3 separate regions of the Homo sapiens genome follow, and regions 1 and 3 are each linked to region 2. Evidence: chromatin loops called from intact Hi-C (ENCODE). Cell type or tissue: PC-9. All regions are shown on one strand. Region 1 has its middle 41 kb from the start of PEG10. Region 2 has its middle 71 kb from the start of CASD1. Region 3 overlaps SGCE (sarcoglycan epsilon).

What was found. Peaks named below come from ENCODE experiments on the same cell type or tissue, not always from the same donor. Only the 100,000 strongest peaks of a DNase experiment are listed, where the experiment ranks them.
Region 1: a loop joins it to region 2, with 10 times the contacts of the local background. A loop is called at or near these places in 2 of 110 quality-filtered maps.
Region 3: a loop joins it to region 2, with 7 times the contacts of the local background. A loop is called at or near these places in 7 of 110 quality-filtered maps.

Annotation. Positions count from the first base shown.
Region 1 is chr7:94,696,393-94,698,892 of GRCh38, forward strand. No RefSeq gene overlaps it. Among named protein-coding and RNA genes, the nearest start is that of PEG10, 41 kb to the left of the region's middle. In PC-9, no CTCF peak of the experiment used is centred here; DNase peaks (open chromatin) are centred at 1,159 and 2,089; H3K4me3 peaks cover 263 bases; H3K27ac peaks cover 1,852 bases.
Region 2 is chr7:94,579,457-94,581,956 of GRCh38, forward strand. It overlaps a transcript of CASD1 not described here. Among named protein-coding and RNA genes, the nearest start is that of CASD1, 71 kb to the left of the region's middle. In PC-9, no CTCF peak of the experiment used is centred here; a DNase peak (open chromatin) is centred at 1,285; H3K27ac peaks cover 2,270 bases.
Region 3 is chr7:94,642,790-94,645,289 of GRCh38, forward strand. The region is part of intron 1 of SGCE (sarcoglycan epsilon); the gene reads right to left. Among named protein-coding and RNA genes, the nearest start is that of SGCE, 12 kb to the right of the region's middle. In PC-9, no CTCF peak of the experiment used is centred here; a DNase peak (open chromatin) is centred at 1,202.

The DNA.
Region 1 (2,500 bases), 120 kb after region 2:
AGCATTTTATAATTCTCCATTATCTCATCCTTTAGCATATTAATTATACTTCTTTGTAAAAATAATTGAGTAAGGACTGCCCTAGAGTTTTCAATATTAATTTTTAACTAATCAAATTTACCTTTAAATAGCAAGAGAGATGGGGAAGACAACTTTCTGGCCTTTATCTTGGTGAGACTCATGAGAAATTTTTCAAACATAGTAAGGATGTTCAAAATTGCTGAGCAGCCACAAAGAACACAAAATCTACTACATATTTTTCTTAACTACTTTTTCTCCTATTTTTCACCTCCTTGCTTAGTTCCTAAAACAGTTAATTTCTTTCTACTTTGTCTTCCAGTCATTAAGTCATTCTACAAATACGTCATTTATCTTCAGTCCAACCATTGAGTTCTTTTTCAAAAATATCCTTGTGTCATGTTTTTGATTTCTAAGAATGCTCTCTTTTTCTGATAGTTCCATTTTTTGTATGCAATAACCTTTCAAATCTATTTGGAAGTATTAATTACAAATTATTTAAGGAATATGTTTCTTTTTTCTCTGTATTTTTGTATTCATTTTAGTGTCCCTCACTAAAATTTGCTCTTGGTTTTCCTCAAAATGTCTGGCAAATTTTGTATTCACATTTATAAATGAAAGACTTGCCTCACCATTGTGGGTGTCATGGGGCTCCCTGGCCATTTTCAAGCCTTCTTTACTATAGAGAACTACCCCTTGAAAGAGAGTTGTAACTTTAGAGCTCCATAAGTGTGACAGGGAAAAACTTACAGGAATGCTTCTTGCCAGGAAAAAAAAGGGCAGCTGTTTTTGAAAGGCCCATAGATAAAAAGCAAAGAGATAATCTACAGACTTTCCTCAAATGGTGAAATAAGAAAAGTGTGAGTGTGGCCCAACTCTTAGCATGGAGCTGCAATGTCCTTGTCATTTTCTTGATGTCCATTCTAACGGTCAAATTTTACCTTTTTGCCTTACTCCAGTTCAGGAGTTCATGCTAAGGCTTCATTTTCTGAGTCAAAAATTCTACTTTATTTAATTCTTCTAACATGATTTAGCCTGCAGGCTAAAGAATAGTCAAGTTGGGACTGGCCCAACTGTTGCACAATTCTTCAGTGAATTGACTCACTATTTGACCCATGACCAGCTCCCATTACTAACCCTGCTGACTCAATGCTTTGCATTTCACTATGGTTTCTAGCACTAATCCTGCTAACTACTGTATGTTTTTAAGAAATTTCTCCAATTTTAAGTATAATAATGACACTGCTTTGTCTCCAGTGCTGCTATAGATTTTTTTATTCATGAATCACTTCTGTTTTTCAAGGTGATTTTATGAATAAAAGGAAATACTGTATCATCTTGTTTGGTGACAACATTTGTCTTTTTCTACCACACAATGGGTGAATAATCCACTGGGTAAAATGGTAATTTTCAGGCTAGCTGAGACTAAATAAAATAAACAATGATGCATTGCTGTGATCAAAAACTCAGCTTTTTCATTGGTATATTTGGAATCTGTGTTTGTGCAAATGAATCCTTAGGCATAGGCATTTTTACCATGATACTTTAAAAATGCAAATTATTATGTGATGTTTGTACAATTCATTTCAGTACTTCTGCTTAGAAATTGTTTTCTTAGCCCTTTTCTGAATGAGATATATGTTCATTAACATTAAAACATACATTAACATAAACATATATTTTCATATGAAGATAAAAATATTAATGTGGTTATTCCAGAAGGTAGAATTTAGAGCGATGTTGATATTTTTGCTTTTAGATTGTGTTTTCTAAATTTTCTACAATAAACATGTACGTAACTTGAAGGAGGACTTTTAAAAATAAATGTATTTGCTTTTTTTTTTCGGTTTGCTAGACAAATATTATACCATGCCCACGGCTACCAAGAGAAGTAGTCACAAAGAGCAGCAAATTTAAGAAGCAAAAATTTAAAAAGCATAAACAGCCTTATGTATACTGATTGCATAAAGATTTCTGTGTGTATACCATTGTATAGAATGCAAGTTTAAAACTGCATGTATTATTTCTTCTGTGCTGTTTCCTGCCAGCTGTTGACCTTGAAAACAACATATTATTGAGATGACTCATGAGAACCAGTGTGAAATAGGACATTTTACTGCTAGAAGTTCTCCTTCTCCTCAGACTGTAGTTTGGCAGTACTGTATAAAGGCAGAACAAAGTTGTAAAAGCTGAGATTAGAAATTAGTCGTGTTAGCACACCTTAACCATAATTTTGTTAGGATGTGCAACAAAAGAATCAATGTTAACTATTTACTCAACAGTAACATTTATTATGCAGAAGAAATATGTGTTCACGCCTTATGAAATCTCTTCTAAGTCTTCCGAAGCCTAACATGGCAAATATAGAGTTTAGTGGACTCCATTATAATTTGGCTTACAACCCACATGTCTCGAATTTCCCCATAAATTGTATGAAAATAATATGCATAAAATTATTTTATGAAAATATAACATTAGCATT
Region 2 (2,500 bases):
TCCTTGGAGCAAATGAACAACCTTTAAAAATGTAAGATTTATTAAGAAAGTAATAAAATTTGTACAAAAATAATAAGTAATGTTGTATTTTAATTTTGTGAAATGTCAATAAAATACCATCTCAGACTTTCCCTGATCGTTAGATTCTGGCAAATATCCAACTTCATGTACCTTATCTTTTTTGCTATTGGAGAAATAATTGCAACACACTTTAGCTGCTGCATGAATGTTCAGATGACAAAATGAGCACCAGTTTTCTCATCAGATCCTGTGGTTTCAGTGAAAACCCATATCCAGATGACTTACCAATCATAGCACCAGTCCGAACCTCTACTCTGAGTTTCAAATTCATATATTCAATTGCCTACTAATTTTGGTTTTCTCAGAGGTACCTCAAGTTCACTTTGCATAAAACTAAGCTCATATTATTTCCTCAATCCTGATTCTCATCCACTATTGTCTATCACAATGGATATTGCCACCATTTGACCAAGAAGAACCCACACGTCAGAATTGGCTCCTCTCTGTTCCTCAACACTATTTCCAAAGTATCAATGTAACAACAACTGCTGCCTTTTTACCTCCTAAATAGCTCTTGAATCTCCCACCACTATCCGAGTCAAAGCTACCATTTCTCCAATTATATCTACAACAGATTTCAGACTGGTATAACCACACCCATTCTGCCCAACTGCTGTATCTGCTCTCTATATTATTGTTGGATTATTTGTATGTATAAAAAGGTCAAATATGACCACATCCTATTTTTCATTCTTAACATCCTTCAGACTTTATTTTTCTCCTTTAAGTTCATGCATGGTTTTGGCCTACCTTGGGTCTCACCTTCCCCTATACTTCACCATCTCATGCTTAGTCTTCGTTACTGCGGCTACACTGGACTTTCTAATGGAACTCTAGACTCACTAGGCTCTCTTCTTCCAAAAGGGCTTAAATAATGCTCTTCTATCTGCCTCAAATATTTTTTCTTATTCTTCATCATCTTAGCATTTTCTTTCTTTGACATTTCCCTAAATTTTTATTGAAGATTTTCTAATTACTCAAGTAAGATATGAATACTTTCTTCCTTACAAAAAATTATAACATTGCAAATAAAGTCAGGATATAACTTTCCTAATCTTAGCACCATCACAAGTTCAGTTAGATTTGTTTTTCCAAAATCACCTTTGTTCCAACAGATGGCCTTAGAACTCTTGAGTCACTTGTCACCTGAGACTACTCATCTTAGGCTGCAAAGCCACCAATTATTTCACAATGCACATAGTGTTTACTCCTGCCCTACCCTTTTGCTCATACTTGGAATACTTCTTCGCATACCAGCACTGAAACATATCATTCTCTTAGTTTCTTTTCAAATAAACTATATTTTCTGTTGCAGTTTGAATTAACAGGGAGTAGTCAGCCAAGGTGTTGCAAAGGATACCAATTGCATCATTGTCAAGAGCCCTCTCCAGGGAACACTTACTCCTTCAATTAACCATAGTCCATGGGCTGGCTTTTGGTATTACAGGATCAGGAGCCTGATTTTGCCAGAATCCCATAAGGAAAGCTACCATTTAGGGGTAGACTCACATTAGACACATAGACTCAAAGGCCAATTTTTAAATATATAGTGAAAAATATCACTCTCCTAGTGCCATGACCAGTGCTGTGTCTCCACAAAAGATAAACATGAGAATCCAAACTTAAATTAGAAATTGCTTGGTGCATATGAAATCAAGCTTAAAGGCTCTTAGAACATATCGTCAAGTCTCTTCCCAGGAAAGTGGTACCAACTAAAAATCTCACTGGCTGTATATCAATGCCAGTTTTAATACACTGTCCAACACTAGTTGTCAGGCAAACTTCCATTCTCATTCTTTCAATTGACATCAAATGACATTTTTTTCATTTCATTTCCAACTTTTGTTTTAAGCTCAGGGTTACATGTGCAGGATGTGCAGGTTTCTTCATAGGTAAACGTGTGCCATATGGTTTGCTGCACAGATCATCCCATCACCCAGGTATTAAGCCCAGCACCTACTAGATATTCTTCCTGATCCGCTCTGTCCTCCCATCTCCTGCCCTCCAACAGGTCCCTGTGTGTGTTGTTACCCCCCATGTGTCCGTGTGTTCTCATTATTTAGCTCTCACTTATGAGAACATGTGGCATTTTGTTTTCTGTTTCTACATTAGTTTGCTAAGGATAATGGCCTCCAGCCCCATCCATGTCCCTGCAAAGGATATGATCTCATTCCTTTTTATGGCTGCATAGTAGTCCATGGTGTATATGTACCACATTTTCTTTATGCAGTCTGTCATTGATGGGCATTTAGGTTGATTCTACCTCTCTGCTGTTGTGAATAGTGCTGCAGTGAACATACATGTGCATGTATCTTTATAATAGAATAATTTATACTCCTTTGCGTATATACCCAGCAATGGGATTGCTGGGTTGAATGGTATTTCTGTCTCCAGGTCTTTGAGGAACCACCACAGTGTC
Region 3 (2,500 bases), 63 kb after region 2:
AGAACAATGTATTTGTGGATATGACAAGCAACATTTAGATTTAACTGCTTCCCATCACCAGCTCCTGAGCAAGGTACTTTCACATATACTGTCTAATTCAATCCTTACAAAACCAAATCATCTATTAATGTGTCTGAAGATTATAGGGGCTTAATCTTAAAGCATAATGAAGTAAATCCTGCAGGCAAGCAGACACTCTATAGAACTCTCCATTTCTCCATGAACTGGGTAGTTACCATAAAGAAAGAATGGGGTGAGTGCCCAGGCAGCTTCTCTTTTGTTCCTTCCTTTATTCTAGCTCAGTGGTTCTCAGACTATGTTGTGCATAAGAATTATTGTTCAGAGTTTTATATACAAAATTACACATATTATACCTTATGGGCTATTTAAAGGATTTACTAGGATAATTTTAGGTCTATGGAATTTTTTCTTACACTCTTGCTTTTAGAATCCTACTAACCCAGCATAAGATTTAACACCACTACATGTCCTTGGCTAGTGAATCAATGCATCATTGCTCATACTTTCCAGGTCCTGCATAAGGGCAGTCTAGTTGGCTTTTACAGGATTCAAAAAGCAAATTGAATTGGTGTCTCAATTGTTTAAACAGAGAGGCAGGGTAGAATAGTTTAAACACAACACACAGATATTGCTGTATTTCAAGGCCAGCACTGCTTTTGAACACATTCATTTTTTAAAAGTTTGTATTGATCCAGATGAAGTCCTACTTTGACCACAGAAGACTGAAGTCCAATAAATCCCAATAAAAGGACAATGTTTTATGGCTCTACTCCCCAGGCAATATCACTAAAGGCAAGACACGATGCCACGAATGATGTGCTTAAACCAAGTCCCACATATTGAGGGAGAAACTTTAATAATAGGGAAATAACTATTTATTTTTAATTGTGTGTCCAATATCATGGATCCACTTGACTAACTTCTTGTATAGAAAAGTATTGTATTCTGTACATTGACAAGTACAGAATACTCATTGAAAAAGGCTAGTATTTTAAAGTTTAATTTTCATTAGAAAAGGACCAATGCATTTTTTTATGTGAGAATGGATTTCTCTAGGACGGAAAAATATGACTCAATATTTAAAATATGTATCCTACCTACAACTTTTCAAGATTAAATCTAATGTGTAAAGATATGTCAACCTTGTAGAGACTGGTTCTTGGACATCCTCCAAAGACACTGGACTATCCTCAGGAATCTTAAAAGGAAGAGAACGCCACTGTGCTCACCAGGTTCATGGTAATCTACATTACAATTATATCTGGGTGTGAGTTTTACTCTAGTTCATAAACACAAAAACAAAACATCATATGCATCTTGCATTTACAAAGCCCAAGCTAAGAAGGCATTCACACAATTAGCCAGGATATCACTGTACATAATTTAATCATCTTTTCAATGTTCCCCCTTCTAAATCATCAAAGCCTAAATTAATCCAAAGGTGGCTGGCATGCCTTCACCTTCCCTAGAAACCATATGACAGTTAAAGTTTGTCTTAAGATTCCATGATTCATTTTGAGTCTTGTAGCGGCATGACTACATTTCATCTGGCCTGGGGCAAGCACTCTCTGAAGAGATATTACTGTTTCCCAAACCTGAATAATTTGCTGACTGGGGGAGGAGAGGATTGCTATTTAATAAAAGTAATTGAAGAGCTGTGAATAGTGACTGATTGCTGATGAGCTAATCAGAATATCAAGGAAGGGAAATAATAAATAATAACTTATTCAGACATCACTGTCCAAGTAAACAGCCGGATATGCCAAATGAAATTTAATCTGATTATCATACTCACCTTAAAAGCAAACTGTCAAGTCTTTCTCTGTCCACTACTTCATTTGTCTCTTTCATATTCCACTGTAAGGGGGATGAAAGACTTTGTTTTCAGAAGTTGGTTATATAGCTCACGTGTCCGGCATCCCTTCCCTTCTCTTACCATCCCCATCCAAGTTGTTACGCTGCTCCCTGACCCTCTACATTTTTCTCTTCCCTTCTTTTATGCAATTCTCCTCATTTCTTTTAAAATTGTTTCCTACATCAAAACATTATTTTTACATTTTTCTCTCTAAAAAATGTAAGTTGGCCATTACTTTTCTTTAGCTACAATGTCTTAAATACTAAGTGCTGGATACTACACCAAGGGTTGTACACATATTAACTAATGTAATCCTTACAATGACTATGTTAAGTAGGCAGTATTCACTCTATTTTACAATGAGACTACCAAGTTTAAGAAAATTATGTTAACTCACCCCAGGTCTTATGTTTACTAAGTGGCAGAGTTGAATTTTTAACCCATTTCGTGGTTGACTGCAAAGTCTATGTCATGAACACATCAATACTACCCCCAAATACAGTCATGCATTGCTTAATAATGGAGATACTTTTTGAGAAATGCATTGTTAGGTGATTTTGTTGTGCAGTCAAAGAATGTACTTACACAAAATGATATACACATTTTTATTTATATATATTTTTT